2 separate regions of the Mus musculus genome follow, and region 2 is linked to region 1. The links are chromatin loops, found by intact Hi-C in ENCODE. Cell type or tissue: heart. All regions are shown on one strand. Links, peaks and the distances in the headings refer to the core of each region. The heading gives the core; the rest is flanking DNA. Region 1 overlaps Ntn4 (netrin 4). Region 2 has its middle 34 kb from the start of Gm26239.

Region 1 (2,500 bases), core at 1-2,500:
CCCTTTGATTAATTATACTTCTAGGAAATATATTTAAGAGAAATAAAGAGTTATACAAATACTTAGTTATAGGGATATTCATGGTAGCACTAGATATATCAATAGTTTATACTTTTATAATAAGAAAGTATGGGATTGCACAAATAAACTGCTTATCCTACAAGAGACTCGATTATACACAAGGATATTTTAAAAGGTACATAGATATTCCTTTTTTTTTTTTGATAGAGTACTAAGGATTGAACCCAAGGGTACACACTCTAGCACTTAGCTACATATTACATATTCCCAATATATTATGCAGAAAAGGTCTTTCATTGCATTGAAGGCACTAGGAATATATTTTTTCAAATGTTGATATCAATTTTTTTAAAGATTACAAGTTTCTAAATTTTCTACAGTAACAATGCATTATTTTGTGCTAGGCATGTTTTTATTTAAGGATATTAAAATTAACTTAAATACTTAGCCAATACTGCAGAATTTCTCACTGGAGCCATATATTCTATAGTCAAGGAAAAGTATTGTTTCTTCCTTTGAGTTAATCACAAGACAGACTAAAAGAATTTTTCCCCCATGCTAGCTAACTTCTTCAAAAAAGTGAATTAGTGCCTTACAGATAAATGGGTATGAAGAAGTTGAAGGGAGGGTTTCTTTCTCCCTCAGCCTTACTCCTTTGCTCACGGCCTTTACTTAATGTTGTCTGTAGGTCCACGGGAGGTGTATGTGTAAGCACAACACAGCAGGCAGCCACTGCCAGCACTGTGCACCATTGTACAATGACCGGCCCTGGGAGGCAGCGGACGGCAGAACAGGGGCTCCTAACGAATGCAGAAGTAAGTAACAGCATCCATTCCTCAAAGCCCTCTTTGTAGAGTAAACTTATCTTTGAATTCCTTGTTATCTCTTGAAACTCAATATAAAGTGGAGGGTGACAGAAGCCATATACAAACATAGCCCGTATCACCGCTCAGCGTGACTCCAACCGTTGGAAACAGCCTGCAGTGCTGCCAATTGGCCTGAGTAGCCAAGAATGTGCTGTCTATTTGCTCGGGTACTTTGTGGGACCGAAATGCTCCCCTTGAGAACATGAAACGATACAATCATGAGTGGACTCAGGATTACAGAGTCCGACTGCTCCCGTGGCTGTGATACCGAATGATAATCATGAAAACGGCTCTTTAAGTTCAGTCAGTCCCCAGAACAACCCAGTAGAGCAGATGGTGTTAATCCTGTTTTAGAAATCAGGAAACCGAGGCTCAGTTAGCTTAAGTATCTTGCCAAAGTTAGTAATGAAGGGATGAAGACTTGACCCCATGTCTTCAGGAGCCTATCAGATACTTTCCCCCATGGTATTATGGGTCCCCTTTCACGGATGGATCAGACCCGAAATTAAACCAGAAGTCAAGAATGACATCGCTTGACTAGGACTAATTTTGGATTTGCATTTGGGGATTAGATACAGGATGACAGGACATGGGAAAGGGAACCATGTCTCTATTTGCAGTTTAAAACGCTCAAGAGACTGGACAAGCTGTAGTGCATTATCATCTGAGTGGTCAGATGTTCTGAGACACACACACACACACACACACACACACACACACACACACACGCTCACATCCCAAGCCTGTCCTATGGAGACTTCTAAATCTTGGGTCTGCTCATGTTTGTATCACGTCAGGGTCTCAAGGAGAGCATTTAGATCCCACAAAGTACACAAGCAAATAACACGGTCCTGCTACTCCGTCTTGTTGGCAGCTCTGCAAGCTGTTTGTACTGTGAGTAAAGTTCTGAGAAATCTCTTCCCATACCCAATCTGGAATCGTAACAAATTTGTTTCTAAGAAATATGAAGGATTTCCTCTGAGCACAAATATCAAATTACCTTATGCCTTTTAAAGACACAGAGTCTGGGAAAATATCATAACACATTGAGGAAACAATGAAAAACAATTGCACTAGCTTTTTTCAAATACAGTTGGACTTCAGGGGATGTCTGGATTCTTATTCTAAATTACTTATCAAGAGAATCTAAAGAATTTCTCCTAAATTCCAAGAGTGCCTTTCTGGTCCTTTCCATGGAAACCCACCGCATATCTAAATACACATAGACACAGAGGCGTGTCACTGGGTGCTATAGACTGATAAGCTTAGAGATGTCATTGAGAAATCATTACACAAGGAACACGGAGGCCTTCTCTATAAATGGAGGCTTCAATACCAGACTTCCTTAGGTCTATCAAAAATGACAGCAGCAGGGAAATGTTATTTCATAGAAGATAACTTAAACAAGGCCTAACGGCTCAGGCCTGGAACCTCGGTTACTTGGAAAGGCTGAGGCAGGAGATTCCCAAGATCAAAGGCTGCCAGGGCTATAAATTGAGTTCAAGGATAGACTGGGCTACTAAGTGAGACCGATCTCAAAATAAAAAGGGAAAAGGTGGGCCAACAATATGACTCAACTTGTAAAGGTGCTTACCACCAAGCCTGATGATGAC
Region 2 (17,108 bases), core at 6,997-9,496, 65 kb after region 1:
GTTTCAGTGGTCAAGTCAAACACACACATGCACGCACACACAGAATTCTGCTCTGTCTCCATTTTGCTTTTAACAAAGGATAGGATTTGGTAAAGTGGGAAGCTACTCATTCTCCCGTCTCACGCTCGCTCCGTAAATATTTGTCTCCCTGAACTCAACAGGCTCTCCTTTTCCCAAGGCTGTTGGCTGGAAGTCTTTCCCCCAGCACTGCATCTCTATCACGGAAACTATGTCCCCCTTTATCCAGTGTCTCTACTCTGCCTTTACTTTGTGGGACATCAGGCATCTTCAGGAACTGCGTTAGCCCTGGTCTTTGCCCTCTGACCATTTCATTATAGATTTTATTTGGAGTGCGATAGCCAGACGTTATTGCTGTTGCCTGGCAGGAACCAGAGTCTCTTGTCTGGCATGTCACACTGTCCTCTTCAGCCATGGCTGTGCTGAGCTGCAAAGCTTCTGCCCACTAATATCTTTGCTGCCCTCACAGTTCATTACTAACCTCCTGGTAGGCTTTCTTAGGGTTACTCTGCCATACCTCTGTCACACTGTAACTCGACATAGTGTCTCATAACTTTCCTAGAGAATCTTTTTTTTTTTTTTTAGCCAACTTAATTTTGCCTTTTGAAAACAGGGACTCATGCAGTCCAGTCTGCCCTCATATTCACTGGGTATCTTGGACTCTCGATTCTCTTACTACCCCAAACGCTGAGGTTTAGACTCATGAACCACCAAGAGAATCCTTTTAAATGAAACTCACTTATGGCCCTACAGAAACTATAGGAGGCAAAAACAATGGCTCAGAGGGTACTGAGTCCTAAACCTGGGAGTCCCACACATGCACTGTGGCATGTGCATACACACAAAACACACACATATATGTGCATACACATACAGGCATGCACACACACATGTGCACACAAATATAAATGAAGGTAATAACTTTTGAATTAACAAATTAATAAGGTATCCAGACAAATTTGCATACACACACTCAAAGCTGTCACTTACACACAATCCTTTGGGTCCCCGAGGGAGGAAATGGGCTCACCGACTCTCCCTCAGTCATACATCCCTTTATGTTATTATAGCCTTTGCTCCATGACACCAGCTCCTACTCTCCCCTGTAGATGAAACAAGAGCATGTTTACAAATACAGACATCTCAGTTCCAAAGCATACCTAAAACCCACTGAGGTTTGCCGATAAAGGAACCCAGCCTGTGGTGGTTTGAATGAGAATGGTCCTCGTGGGCTCAAATGTTTGAATACTTGGTCTCTGGCTGGTGGACCTGTTTGGGAAATTTCAGGAGGTGTGGCCTTGTTGGAAGAAGTATGTTACATGGGGTGGGCTTTTAGGCTTCAAAAGACTCAAACCATTCCCCCTAACACACCCCCTTGTCCACGCCCCCCCACACACACACTCTTTGCCTCCTGCCTATAGATCAAGATGTAAGCTCTCAGCTGTGGCTGCCATGCCTTTGTTCCTTCAACGTACATCAATTAACAGTCTATTAGTTGCCTTGGTCATGGTGTCTTGTCACAGCAATAGAAAGTAACCAAGAAAAGCCAGGGAGCGGTGGTGCACGCCTTTGATCCCTTCATTTGGGAAGCCGAGGCAGACGGATCTCTGAGTTCAAGGTCAACCTGGTCTACAGAGAAAAGCAACTAAGACAGAACCCGTGACCTGTGCCCACGTAAAAGTCAGACACTGAACAAGTACTGAGCGCCTCGTGTCTAAGACTAAGGAGTTCCTGGCATTGGCGGCTATCACCACCAGTCCTGACAGGTATCCCTGACAGGTTGATTACATCATCTGCTTTTCTCGGCTCTCACTGCCCTCCAGTAGCTATGGTGCAACACTGGGCAATTATGGACAGATGAGTAGAGTAAGCCTTGGCCACCAAAGGACCCAAAGCAGATGCAGTCCAGCCTCCTCCAGCCTCCAAAAAAAAAGGCCCAGAGTACACAGTGTCTTTACGGTATGGTGATTACTGTGTGTTCCCCATCTTTGCTTCATTACCTCATGTCTGCTGCTTTGACCATAAACACAGACTAAATGCCAAGACACAGAGTACCGTCACCAGGAAACGCAGCTTCTTGCGCCAGACCCACCTTTGGGCTTTTGGACCTGTTTGCTGTATTTGTTTAAAGATGGCAGGGGAAAGGTACACATGGTATCATGCTTGTGTGTGTTCTCTTTGGCGATGTCTTAAAACCCAGGAACCAGGGCCAGCCTGTCTTCCTTATTATAGCGACCTGGCTCGACCATCCACTCCTGATCTCAGCCCCGGTGAAAGCACATCTCTTCTTCTGCCTCCATCCCTCTGCCCGAGATCCTGTGAGCTAAGTGGCAAAATGCAGTATTCAAGAAACATGCAAAGCACAGATTTCTCTTCTTTATGATTCTATTCACAGAGGTGGGGGGACGAGTGTTGATTATCTTAACCTGCGCATAACTTGTGGCACAAAAAGATCCTCATCAAACAATCCTCCCTTAATAGTCCTCCCCTTTGCCATTGTAAACTAAGGCCTGACCTTCGAGCACTAATACCCAGACAATACAACGTTTGTGCACTATTTAATTAGCTTATTCCTTTTGTTAATGTACATTCCTGTGGTTGGTCTACTCTCCGCTCAACCTGAAATCAAAACTGCATGGGATTAAAACATTGTTTTTACCAATACATCCATTTTCTTTTTTTTGCTCCATTAAAAAAATACTTTAACTCCTAGCCAATGTCTCTTAGTGTTTAGAGGTTACATCATAAAAATAATGAATTTGTTAAGTCCTAGAAAAGTGTGAGAACACTAAGTCTTTGTGTAAATGTTTGGCACGGCAGAGGGGTTGGGTTAAGAAGAAGAAGAAGAAGAAGAAGAAGAAGAACGTGAAAGATCCAGCTGTCATCTTTATATCTAATCCCCATTATCAAGTGATTCTTATCAAACTGGGAAGTGTTCATCTGGCACCAAAAGCCACACTGGCAGTGCTAATTCAATAAATCAGAGAGGCTATCCCCTGTCATCTACAGGCTCGGATGGGAAAGAGAGAAACAGTGGCTTTCATAAATCCTGAGTTCCTAGCCAAAGGCCTTTCAGAGCCCTTGGCTGACTAATCAGCTGTCTGGGATTGGGAAAGCAAAGGCCGGTGATGGAGCTGAGGAGGGAGTTCTCTACTTAGCCTGAAAGGGGGATCGAAGTGTCTAACTTAATTCCCTACGTAGTTACCTAACAGTTGTTGTATCTGTTTTACCCATGATAAAATTAAGACCAAACAGAACTAGGAAACTTGCTCATATATCATACAAGGAGATATGTTGTGAGTAGACCGCAAACTACCCTCCCCCCAACCCGCCATCCCCTACCCCCTCACTCCCTACCCCCCCCACCTTCACCCCCCAGCAATATCCACGACTTAAAACAGGATCAGAGAGCTCTGCCTGCCCCTACTGATGATTCCATTCCGGTCTCATAGGTTGCCTGGCATGGGGTTATGTCACACAGAGAGCCAGGTCAGCTGATGAAGGCAAACTATCCAATGATATAACAAATGTTATTGAGCAGCTATGATGTGCCAGTTATTATACTAGGTGCTAGAGTAATATAGAAGTAAAAAATAAGTACACCCCCCCATCCCTGCCGGTCTGCATTAAACTGTAGAGAGATGGACAAGTAAATTCACTCAGCTGTCAATCAATGATAGGCGCAGAGAGTCAAAGGGAACGCGATATGGGAGGGGCAATTTCATAGGGATGGCCAGGGAGTCTTCTCCGAGGAAAAGACTGGAACAGAGACTGAAGGACTGAGAAGAAGGAGAAGAAAGTGGGCAGAGTAAACACCACGGCATGAACAGAAGCAGGATGCTCCATACGTTGTGGGAAGTATTTAAGATGTTAGCGGGGCCACAGCAGAGCAAGCAAAGAGGAAGCTGAAAGAAAGGAAGCAGAATACGGTGCCAAAGAGGGAGGGAACCCCAGAAAGGCACTGTAAAACTCTGCAGCCGTTTGGATTCGACTCCGTGCGAGCTGGAAATTTTTCTGCAGAAAAGAAACATGCTCTGATTAACATTTTCGGAGAATTACTCTAATTAGTAGTTGACTTAGCTGCCAATAGTTAACAAGGCCCCAAATACCAAGAGAATGAGAGGCTGGGTGGCAGAGAGAGAGAGAGAGAGAGAGAGAGAGAGAGAGAGAGAGAGAGAGAGAGAGAGAGAGAGAGCATGGCCTTTGGATTTAGACAAGAGTGTGTCCAAACCTCAGGCTTCGCTGGCACTGTTAATTGTGCTACCTGTTTTGATCCGGGAAATTCTGTTTCTTTAAACACAAGAGAAATTATATGACCTGCCATGCAGAGTCATGATTTCTAAATCACCTGAAACGTAATAGTTACTAATAAAATATAGAAAGATCCTGCTTTAGTCATGTATTGGGTTGCTTTATTATTAAAAATAACATATGTCTTAGGGTTTCTATTCCTGCACAAACATCATGACCAAGAAGCAAGTTGGGGAGGAAAGGGTTTATTCAGCTTACACTTCCACATTGCTATTCATTACCAAAGGAGGTCAGGACTGGAACTCAAGCAGGTCAGGAAGCAGGAGCTGATGCAGAGGCCATGGAGAGATGTTCTTTACTGGCTTGCTTCCCCTGGCTTGCTCAGCTTGCTTTCTTATAGAACCCAGGACCACCAGCCCAGGGATGGCACCACCCACAGTGTGCCCTCCCACCCTTAATCACTAATTGAGAAAATGCCTTACAGCTGGATCTCATGGAGGCATTTCCTCAAGGGAGGCTTCTATCTCTGTGATAACTCCAGCTTGTGGCAAGTTGACACACAAAACCAGCCAGTCCAATAGGTGAGACCCTGACTGCATAGTATATCTTCTCTGTTTCTATTACAGTAATGTATTAGTAGAAAAATAAATAAAATAAAATAAAAAATAAAGGCTATGTTCTTTTTCTAATAAACAAAACAAACAAACAAAAACTGTCTTGGGCTGGAGCGATGGCTCAGTGGTTAAGAGGACTGGCGGCTCTTGCAGAGGACCTAGGTTCAAATCCCAGCACCTGCTTGATTACTCAAAATCACCTGTAATTTCAGATCCAGGGATCCCACTCCTCTGGCCCACGTGGGGTACACTCATGTATGTGCAAGCACCCACACACAATCACAACAATAAAGATACATAAACTTTTTAATCCTTTTCAAACTTTTTCAAAAGTTTGTGCCATTTTAAAACATATGTAAAATTAAAGCAAATAATGTAATGAATCTCACTATTCATAGCTTTAATAATTGGGATTTATCCTTGGAGCTGGAGAGATGGCTCAACAGTTAAGAACACTGGCTACTCTTCCCAAAGGACCCAAACTCAATTCTTAGCACCCACATGGTGGTTTACAACCATCTGTAGCTCAAGTTTCAAAATATCTGATACCGCCTTTTAGGCTCTATGGGCACCAGGCATGCATGTGGTACAGAGACATACAGACAGACAAAACATTTATTCACATAAAAATTATTTTTCTAAACAATTATCATTTATCCAATCTTATTTTATTCTTTTTGGAATATTTTAAGGCAAATATCGAACTTTTTAAAATCATTTCAGCTCTAAGTAGTTATTTATCTCCCTAATAGAGAGTGGTTCTGGCTACTATAACTCCAGTACAATGACCATATCTGGCAAAACTAACAGTCATAGTTTAATATCATCTAGCCAGTGTTTAATTTCCTGTTTGTCTCAAAAGTACTTCTCATAGTTGTTCTCGGCCAAATCAAGAGCTGAAGCAGGCACGAGCTATAATTTGGAGGAGTGTTCTCCCAAACCCTTGTAGTAAAGGGTTGAGTGGTAGCCTGTGGTGTGATTGGAAGGTGATAAAACGTTTAGAGGGCCTACTGTGAGGAGCTGGGGTGTCTAGGGATGTACCCCTGAAGGATGTCCTGGGCTCTATGAACCCTTCTCTCTGTTTATGTGCTTCCATGAGATAAACCTTTCCCTCCGCTGCCCGACTCCACGATTTGTTCTCCCTTGCCATAGGTTCAAAAGCTATGGTGCCAACCAAGCATGGCACAAGCCCTGAAATCAAGTCAACCTTTTGTGGTGCTTTCAATAGGAATGACATCCATAGACCCATGTGTTAGAATGCTTAGCTCATGGGGAGTGGCACTGTCAGGAGATGTGGCTTCCTTGGAATAGATGTGGCCTTATTGTAGGAAGTGTGTCACTGTGGGGACAGGTTTTGAAATCTCAGATGCTCAAGCTATGCCCAGTGTGCAACAATCTCCTTCTGCTGCTCAAGATGTAGAACTCTCAGCTCCTTCTCCAGCACCATGTCTGCCTTCATGCCACCATGCTGCCTTCATGCACCCCATGATGATGAGGGGCTAAACCTCTGAAACTGTAAACCAGCCCCATTTGAATGTTTTCCTTTATAAGAGTTGCTATGGTTGGGGTGTCTCTTCACAGCAAGAACACCCTGACTAAGACACCTTTCTTCCTCCATGTCTCCTTTTATCTGAAAGTTGTAGGAGAAAGCAGTGGTGTATTGATGGCAGTCAGTAGTGTCCTCGATATGCGCAGGACAGCAAGTATAACCCGTGCACTATGGACACTTTTCAAGGGCTTTTGGAGAGGAAAGGAATGTTTTCTGTTCCCCACCAGGGAGGTGGGAAACTCCAGAAGGGAAAATGCCACGTTGTAAGAAGATGTCCAAGAGTAAACTTAGACTCTTTAACATGAGTATAAAGGGCTATTGTGGAAACAGATCACATGACCAGAGGTCTTTCTACTATCCCAGAATTCTCTACAGCCTATCATGGAGTATGAATGTAGATGATTTATGTGAGATAATGACCAATAGAGTTTCCTGTTTTCCGTAAAAGAAAAATCAGCATTGTTTCCTGCTGGTAAGAAATGGCATGGGCATTTCCTGTGTTGCTGAAAAGGACGGGACAAATGAATAGGTGGCTTTCAGTGTGGAAGGTCTCCACCAGCCTGAGCACTGGCCTCTTAATGGGGTCAGTCTTGCTAAGCTCAGCTCTGGACTCCCAGGTAGGGCTAGATGGTTTACATTTATTCTTTTAGATAATTCTTAGAACAAGAGTCAAAGGAATTATAAAAATACAGATAAATTTTGAATAAACAGAAGCAACTTTTTTGAAATGAGGTTGGGGGAAAAAAACAAACAGGTCAAAGCAGCTCTTTTTGACTCCGTGCCATGGTATGAGAAGGTTTGACCAAGGCATCACTTATGAAAACAACTTCCAAGGAGCTAAACTTTCAATATTACATCTAAGAAAGGACTCCTGGGAGCAGGTCAAAAGAGTCAAATTTAGATATTAGTTCCCATAATACTTTATTTAACTATCAAGTACACAAATTCCTTTGTAGACCTTAATAAAAGACCAAAATTAGAAATGAAGTATTTGTGTTCATTACAAATAATTTTGGACTTGTGGATCCTTTTGAAATGGCCCATGTGAATCAACATGGAGTGGGAGCTACGGGGAAAAAAAGCATGGCCTCCCACTCACAGCTAATTCTGGCTCTGGTAATCAGGGAAACACAGGAGGCAGCCAAGTATGGGCTGGCAGTGCCAACCGGCTCGTTTTGTTTTCTGTGTTTCTCTCGGTAGTCAATCCTCCTCTGGCATTCATTAGAGTGTGACCTCGCAGCGGCCCACTGTGTTCTAAGGATAATAATTATTCATCAAAATGTAAAGCCAGGAGTCTGGTGGAAAGGCGTGCAACCTTTAATGAAGATGGATCACTCTGAAAAAAAAAAAATCCCGGAAGGAAGTCAATAGTCACTCAGATAATAGTCACAGCAAAGCCATGGAGAGAAAAGAGGGAGTAGGGGAAAGCAGGCGGGACAGAGTGTGGCTTTGCTTTGTTTTCTTCTAGGGTATGCCTCACATGTCTGATAAAAAGACACATAGAAAGAAAAGAGAGGGAAGAGAAACAGTAAGGAGCTGGGGATACAGCTGCACTGTAGAGCATCTGCCTAGGCCCTAGGATATGTAAGGGTCTAGGTTTAGTCTTCAATAATATGAAAGAAAAAGAAAGAAGAGAGGGAAGGAGGGAGGGAGGGAGGAAGAGAGGGAGGGAGGGAGGAAGGAAGGAAGGAAGGGAGGGAGGGAGGGAGGGAGGGAGGGAGGGAGGGAGGGAGGGAGGGAGGAAGGAAGGAAGGATAGAACGTTGGGCTTTAAAGCTGTCTAAGGCTCACATATGACTGAGGGGTACAACTTGAACTCTCTTCTACACTGGACCACACATGACTATATGGGGAGTAGTTAAGAAGAGGTCAAGAGGGCAGGACATATTCTGGGGTGTTGGGGAACTGAGTAGAGGGAGAGAAATAGAATATCACTCTTTGGTCGGAGGAAAGATGAGGTGAGACAAAGTCTCACTAAGTCGCAAGGCTGTCCTGGAATTCACTATGTAGACCAGGCTGGCTTCGAACCCACAGAGATCCTCCAACTCACAGAGGTCTGCCCTCCCCTGCCTACCTAGCACTGGGATTAAAGGCCTGTGCCACCACGTGTGGCTCCAAACTTACTTTTGAAACCAACCCATTCTTACTTGTATCAAAAGAAGTCATATTGAGCAAGCCAACAGTCCTGCACAGTTGAAATCATCTTCAGCTGCTGTGCGTGGTGGCATATGATTGTCCCCTCAGCCCTAAGGGGACAGGAGGAGCTTTGCAAGTTTGAGGACATTCTGGTCTACACAGTGAGTTCAGGACAGCCAGAGCTATAGAGCTAAACTCTGTCTCAAAAAGATAGGAAGGTCAGGAGTTCAAGGTCATCTTCATAACATAATGATGAGTTCCACGCTAGCCTGGGATACATGAAACCCGCTTAAGAAACAAAATAAACTACCATAGTAATGAAAGTAGTCATTTTTATGTTTTTTTTTTCTTGGTTTTTCTGTTTCTTTGTTTTGGGGAGCGGGGGTTGGGTAAGATGGGGGACAGGGTCTCTCTACATAAACCTATCAGTCCTGGAATTCATTATGCAGATAAGGTTGGGTGCCAGTTCACAGAGATCCACCTGCTCTGCCTCCCCAGTGCTGAGACTGATGGTCCGTGCCATCAGTCCTATTATCTTTATTTTGCTGCATAAGAAAGAAATCATGTTGACAAAAATGTAAATTTAATGATGCTTTTAAATAAATTTATGTTTCACATTTAGGCCAACACTTGAATATACTGAAGAAGTCTAAATACAGTTACCTAGGAAAATGGAGACCAATGTTCTAATATACAGTAGGGTCACTATGGCTTATACCTATATATATATAAATATATAAATATATTTTTTTCCTCCTGAACTGGGAATGCTGCTGCAACTGCTGCTGCTCCTCCTCCTCCTCCTCCTTCTTCCTTTTCTTGGAGATAGGGTCTCTCTAACTTGCTGGCATCAAACTCCTGATCCTCCTGCCTCAACTTCTTGAGCAGCTGAGGTGTCACCATAAGACATGGTAGCTGACACCACCCCTTAGGCTCAGTCTAGAAGGGTGCTGTTGCCTGGTTTTGGGTTGGAGCCATTATTTGCCCTTCCGTGAGAGCCCAGCCTCACACCTGGGAGTACCTAGTGGGAGCTGAGCCTACCCACCCCAGCTCTGGATCACACTGCTGCTGCATTTAGCTCTGGCTTGTGCACAGAGGTTCTTCTTCTGCTAGCTACCTGCTGCTCAGATGACTAGGCTTCCTCTCAAAGGGATTTAGCCTCCCTTTGGCTAGGCTAGGAAACTGCTCAGGGAGGTGTTTGCTTGTACCTGAATACCTGAATCTTTTGTTTTAAGCTTGGGTTTTAGCTAAATTTTGATTAAGAGTGTGGCACCAGCCCAGTCTATAATTCATGTCTTATAAAGAACCAGAAGATTGGGGGCGGGGAGGGGGGAGAAAAGGGAAGGGAGGAATGATGTAATTATTTATAATCTTAAAAATAAATGAAAAGCCAGAAGAGAGGAGTTCAAAGGTTCCCACCACAGAGAAATAGTAATGCCATCAAGAAGACGGAAAGTCTGGCTGGCGAGATTGCTCAGCAGGTAAGAGCACTGACTGCTCTTCCAAAGGTCCTAAGTTCAAATCCCAGCAACCACATGGTGGCTCACAACCACCCATAATGAGATCTCACGTCCTCTTCTGGGGCATCTGAAGACAGCTACAGTGTGCTTATGTATAATAATAAATAAATCTTTGGGCTGGACCGAGCAGGGACTGGGTGAGAGGAGTTGACTGGAGTGAGCGGGGTTGACCAGAAGGAGCAGAGGTCCTAAAAATTCAATTCCCAACAACCACATGAAGATGAAGGCTCACAACCATCTGTTCATATACATTAAATAAATAAGTAAATAAATAAATCTTTAAAAAGAAAAAAAGAAGATGAAAAGTCGCTCAGCACCAGTGGTGTATGTCTTTAGTCCCAGCACTGAGCAGCAGGCAGGGGGAGCAGGAGGAGTAGGAGCAAGAGGAGCAGGAGGAGGAGCAGGAGCAAGAGGAGCAGGAGGAGCAGGAGCAAGAGGAGCAGGAGGAGGAGGAGCAGGAGGAGGAGGAGCAGGAGGAGGAGCAGGAGGAGGAGGAGGAGGAGGAGCAGGAGGAGGAGCAGGAGGAGGAGCAGGAGCAAGAGGAGCAGGAGGAGGAGCAGGAGCAGGAGCAGGAGGAGCAGGAGGAGGAGCAGGAGCAGGAGCAGGAGGAGCAGGAGGAGCAGGAGGAGGAGGAGGAGCAGGAGCAAGAGGAGCAGGAGGAGGAGCAGGAGGAGGAGCAGGAGGAGGAGCAGGAGGAGCAGGAGGAGGAGGAGCAGGAGCAAGAGGAGCAGGAGGAGCAGGAGCTGGAGGAGGAGCAGGAGGAGCAGGAGGAGGAGCAGGAGGAGCAGGAGCAAGAGGAGCAGGAGGAGGAGGAGGAGCAGGAGGAGCAGGAGCAAGAGGAGCAGGAGGAGGAGGAGAGGAGGAGGAGGAGGAGGAGGAGGAGAGGAGGAGAGGAGGAGGAGGAGGTGGAGAGTCTCGTAGGAGTTTGTGGGCCACTCAGCCTGGAGTAAACATCAAGACAACAGATAGACTACAGGTGGAAGGAGGGAACCAGCTCCTACCCACAGAGTTGTCTTCAGACACACACAAATAAGCAAGTAAATAATAAATACGTTGAAAAAGAAAAGCATGTGCATTCCTTTGCTTACTTACTTGTGGAATGTCTACTTTGGGCACCGAGGTAAAACACTGAGGATTCAAAGGTGAGTAAAAGAGATGCTATTCGGGTGTCCTCTCGTGGTACATACCCATAACCTCGGCACTCAGGAGCCACCCGCAGAAGGAGCCCAGCAAATTCCAGGCCAGTCAGGGTTACATAGAACTTCAAGAAGGAGGAGGAGGAAGAGGAGGAGGAGGAGGAGGAGAGAAAAACTGACCAAACATATGTTTATGTGTTTATACACAATGCACAATGCACACACATAGGGTGGCGAACCTTCAGCCTGTAGACTAGTGGTTCTGAGCCTTCCTAATGCTGGGACCTTTTCTCGTGTTGTGGTGCTCCCAACCATAAGATTATTTCATTCTTACTTCAGAACTGTAATTTTTCTGCTACACTTATGAATCATAATGCAACTATCTGCTATGTAGAGTATCTGATATGTGACCTCTATGAATGGGTCACTTAACCGCCCTAGGGTTCATGACCCAAAGGTTGAGAACCACTGCCTTAGACTAGGACACACTGGTACAGAATAGCTCCTTTAGCCTGCAGCTTTCTCTATATGCATTATAAACAAAAGCACACAGGCCCGCTTACAGGGACATGATAAAATGTGAAATTTGTACAATACTGACTTGATCATAAGAAGACAGACAGATCTTTGAAAACAACCCAATATGTCCTCGGTCAGAATATGAAGATGATTGGCACATGTCGATTTGTTTTTCTATAGCTAGACATTTCTTCCTTATATACAAAAAAAAATAATGGAGACCAGATAGTTGTACTCTTGGTGGGAGTATGCAGGAACATCTGAGATAAGTCTGTGAGGCACAGATTTAAAGTGAAGAGGTTTTGCTTTAAATCACACACAATTTACTGTCGTCAGAAAATAGTTAACAATTTACCTACCACCCTGGGTGCCTGCCAGGGTTCGTGTGGGTTTCATTATGAACCGTGTCCCACCATGGAGTGCTAGAGAGATAGAGGGATTCCTCTATTTTACGTCTGTTTGATACAGTTCTTGGAGGGAAGGAACTGGGTCTAAAGCAGCCTTTTCCACTGAACTATTTGACAGCAGAGCTCTTCTCTGAGCGATCAGGTTTTCCCCAGTCCTGGCCCCCAGCTGAGAAGGTTGCAATTCTTTCCTACCTGGAGCTCTGCAGGGGGTGTGACAGGTGGAGATTTTGCTGGGCATTTGCATTTAAAGAATTAATAAAAATTCCTCCTTGGCCTGAGAACCCCATGAAGTTTATAACCTTGACGTTTTATAACCCCCCACAAGGATTTCTCTCGGTAAGGCCAACTGCTGTTCCAAGAATGCCATTAGTGATGGGCTCCCAGACCACATACTAGAACCACGTGGTTCCCTTAGCCACTGAATGTCATAGAAGGGAAACAAATACTACAGAACAATGAAAGCCATCCCCTGGGCATTACTAACCTTTGGCTCGCCCTTATTAATGACAGCTATTCCATATGAACGTTTCTTAGTTCACAAAGTTGAGGGCACAAGGTCAGCAGTGGCTTTCTTGAGTTGAGTTGATTTAAAACAGCTTTTCACTTACTCGGGACTAGAAGTTGAAGCCCTGGTATTTTCCAACGATGATGTCAAAGCTTGCTTCCTAAAACTACTTTAGAGTGTTCTGGGATCTGTCTCGGGCCACAGTCCCTGAGCCCAGACCGCCTTGGGGGTCCTGTACCCTCCCTGGGGCAACAGAGCTGAGCCTCACTATTGCTAGGATCCTGAGAAAAGGTTCGTTCAGGAAAGCGTTCTGATCCACCATCACCCTCTTGCCGACAAGGTCCAGCGGGGCAGTAATATCCCCAAGGACGAAACAGGGACTCTAACCCTGGAGTTGACACTCAAGAGACAGAGCAGAGCTTAGGATGCCAATCAGGAATCCTCCAACCTGCCTGTCTCGGTAACTTAGGCCACTTGGGAGTTTTCACAGAGACTCCAGCGCCCTCTGGAGGCCATGCTGGTTTGCCTGCCCTAAATTATTAGGGATATTGAGGGCAGAGGCTAGTAATCAAACATCCAGGAAGAGTAAAATAAAGATAATAGCTATTACATCTCCTTCCTAAAGTACAGAGAAATAACAAAACTACACAAGAAAAGGCAAGCATTGAGCCCAAAACCTTGAACATCGGGGGGTGGGGGGGGGAGGGTGGCACAAGAGAATTAGGGGTTCAAGACCAGTCTCCCTACAGGAGACTCTGACAAAAATAAAGATAGTTGGTTGGATGGATGGATGAATGGATGATGGTTGGATAGGTGAGTGGGTGGGTGCCTGGATGGATAGATAGGTGGGTAGGTGGGTGCATGGATGGATGGATGGATGGATAGGTGAGTGGGTGGGTGCATGGATGGATGGATAGGTGGATGGATAGGTGGATGGATGGATGGATGGATGGATGGATGGATGGATGGATGGATGGATGGATGGATGGATAAATGGATGGATGAATGAGTGGGTGGGTAGATGAACAAACAAATAAATATGTAAATGAGGAGGAGGAGAAAGAAGAAGCAATATCTGAAACAGAACAACCTTGATCCATTCATGAAAAAGAATTATTTTGAAATCTTTAAATACTATCAACTATCAAACAGATGATGATCAATACAACCCAATGTTCTTGTGGACTTTTTTCAAAAAAGGACAGTGTAGTAAGCATTCACTGAAATAGCTAAATAACGGATGCGTGGGTATACACGTATATTCTGCCCTACTATGCTAAGCTACTCTTACAAAAGCTTCCATGACACTTGTTTTGGGAAGTGTGATATACAGAATCTAATGGTGACACTGCATTTGGCCAAAAGTTTGCTGGACTGCTTCAACTCCTTTAAGACCAACGGAACAGTTTCTAGGGAAATGAAAGCATGGGCCAAGTGTTTTCTGTATTTGGAGTAGTGTTGTTGTTGCTGTTGTTCTTTTTCTTAGCTGAGTACATAAGTCAGAAGTCAGACAGCTGCCCGGGAGAATCCGAGTTGAAGAACAGAGCATTTAGCTCCTCTGTCAGAATGAATGGGAACCAGAAATTGGATGCTTATAACCAAGAAAAGCAGAATTTCATCCAGCACTTCTCCCAGATCGTCAAGGTGCTGACTGAGAAGGAGCTGGGACACCCAGAGATAGGGGATGCTATTGCCCGGCTCAAGGAGGTCCTAGAGTACAATGCCTTAGGAGGCAAGTACAACCGGGGTTTGACTGTGGTACAAGCCTTCCAGGAGCTGGTAGAGCCGAAGAAACAGGATGCTGAGAGTCTTCAGCAGGCCCTGACAGTGGGCTGGTGTGTAGAACTGCTCCAGGCTTTCTTCCTTGTGTCAGATGACATCATGGACTCTTCCCTCACTCGCCGGGGACAGATCTGCTGGTATCAGAAGCCAGGCATAGGCTTAGATGCCATCAACGACGCTCTGCTTCTGGAAGCCTCCATCTATCGTTTGCTGAAGTTCTACTGCAGGGAGCAGCCCTACTACCTGAACCTGCTGGAGCTTTCTGCAGAGTTCCTATCAGACAGAGATCAGGCAGACTCTAGACCTCATGACAGCACCCCAGGGCCATGTGGATCTTGGTAGATACACTGAAAAGAGGTACAAATCGATTGTCAAGTACAAGACAGCTTTCTACTCTTTCTACCTGCCTATTGCGGCCGCTATGTACATGGCAGGCATTGATGGGGAGAAGGAACACGCCAATGCCCTGAAGATCCTGATGGAGATGGGCGAGTTCTTTCAGGTCCAGGACGACTACCTTGATCTCTTTGGAGACCCCAGTGTGACGGGAAAGGTCGGCACTGACATCCAGGACAACAAATGCAGCTGGCTGGTGGTTCAGTGTCTGCTACGAGCCTCTCCTCAACAGTGCCAGATCTTAGAGGAGAATTATGGGCAGAAGGACCCAGAAAAAGTGGCTCGGGTGAAAGCACTGTATGAGGCGCTGGATCTGCAGTCTGCTTTCTTCAAGTATGAGGAAGACAGTTACAACCACCTCAAGAGTCTCATAGAGCAGTGCTCTGCGCCCCTGCCCCCATCCATCTTCATGGAACTTGCAAACAAGATCTACAAACGGAGAAAGTGACCCCGGAATTGGAGAGGCTGGGAGGGAGGGGTCTCAATAAATTATTGTCCAACAAAAAAAAAAAAAAAAAAGAAGTCAGACAGCTTTCTTTGGAAGCTTTGAATCCAGCTTCAGCAGCTAGAATTCACAAGATCATGGACTCTCCACATTACTGTCTCCTGCGTTTGTCCACCCCATTGCTTTTAACAACATTTCTAGGCCCGTGTAGATTCCTGTTTGTTTGTTTTTTTTTTCCTAGAACATCCAGCTTTTCATAAAAGAAACACCATCTTACACTTGCCCTGCACTACCGAAAAAGCTGTATTTGCTGATTAACGAAACTTCATAAACGTTACCCTACAAGCTTCTCTAATGATGTGGTCCCATGGTAGGTTACTTGACTGGATGGTTTGTAAGAAAAGCACAGCAAAATCAATGGAGCCAACTTCCACTCTGTCCATTTGATTGACTTATCCCATCATTTACTTCTTATGAGACCTTTTTAAATGTTTTTTTTTTCATTGAGCGAATCCCTCTAATGCACCCCCTGCTACTTTGATTACAAGGTGGTTGGGAACCTTTATAGAAAGCTGAATCCCATACTGTTAGGGGATCAAGGATATAACCGAGGCAGATGCGGTGGTATGCACCTGTCATCCCGGCCAAGACGCAAAGAATGCTGCGAGTTCAAAGTCAGCCATGTCACAGAGCAAGCTACATAGAGAGAACCTGTCTCAAACAAAACAAACAAAAAACCCCACAGAATATAATATTCAATAAATGCTGTTAAGGTACGCTGCTGCAGATATAAAAACAAACAAACAAAACAAAAGCAAAAAACCCTCATGTCATACCGTACACAAAGATCAGTTCCAGAAAGATTAAAATAATTAAAATTAGAATTTACTTTAAAAGAATTTAAATAAGCTGAGCAGTGTTGGTGCATGTCTTTAATCCCAGCACTTGGGAGGCAGAGGCAGGAAGATCTCTGTGAGTTTGAGACCAACCTGATATAGAGTGAGTTCCAGGACAGCCAGAGCCACACACACACACACACACACACACACACACACACACACACACGCACGCACGCACGCACGCACGCACGCACGCACGCTTAAATAAGAAGGAAATATGACCTAGAAAATGATCAATAAGTAAAGACATGTCCATAGAATATAAACTCAGGCAATGATGAGATGAGATCACATTGATAAAAATGTACAAGTCTGAGCTGGTGAGACAGCTCAGCGGTTAAGAGCACTGGCTGCATTTCTAGAGACTTCGAGCGAGTTCAATTCCCAGCAACCACATGGTGGCTCACAACCATCTCTACTGGGACCTGATGCTCCCTTCTGGCCTGCAGATGTATATGCAACAGAGCACTCATACATTAAATAAATAAAAATTTAAAAACAAACAAACAACAACAACACCCACAAGTCTGATATTACCTAGTGGTACCTAAGATAGAGCAATCTGGAAATGTCTAACAAATTCTAAAGCTACATCTTACTTCTTGTTTTAGTTCATAGAAAAGCTCTCATACAAAAAAAAAAAAAACATATCTGATGCAAAATCCAAATCTCACCAACATACTAGGGCTACACCCTCCTTGATCTCTATGTGGACTTTTGAAAGCAAAAGCCTTAGCGTTACTCGTGCCTTGGTGAAGTACTATGACCAAAAGCAATTTGGGAGGAAAGCGTTTAGTATGCTTACGATTCCACTTCACTTATGGTTCAACATCAAAGACGGTCAGGGCAGGAACTCAGTCAGGGCACAAACCTGGAGGCAGGAGCTGCTGCAGAGGCCATGGAGGGGTGCTGCTTACTGGCTTGCTCCTCAT

Evidence for each region. Hi-C counts contacts between places; a loop is a spot of excess contacts. Peaks named below come from ENCODE experiments on the same cell type or tissue, not always from the same donor. Only the 100,000 strongest peaks of a DNase experiment are listed, where the experiment ranks them.
Region 2: a loop joins it to region 1, with 2.7 times the contacts of the local background. A loop is called at or near these places in 1 of 42 quality-filtered maps.

The regions. Positions count from the first base shown.
Region 1 is chr10:93,706,569-93,709,068 of GRCm38, forward strand. Ntn4 (netrin 4) reads left to right here. Exons shown (of 10, transcript NM_021320.3): 4 at 710-836. Among named protein-coding and RNA genes, the nearest start is that of Gm15915, 24 kb to the left of the region's middle. In heart, for the core only: no CTCF peak of the experiment used is centred there; a DNase peak (open chromatin) is centred at 993; H3K4me3 peaks cover 776 bases.
Region 2 is chr10:93,764,440-93,781,547 of GRCm38, forward strand. It overlaps the pseudogene Gm3571. Among named protein-coding and RNA genes, the nearest start is that of Gm26239, 34 kb to the right of the region's middle. In heart, for the core only: no CTCF peak of the experiment used is centred there; no DNase peak of the experiment used is centred there.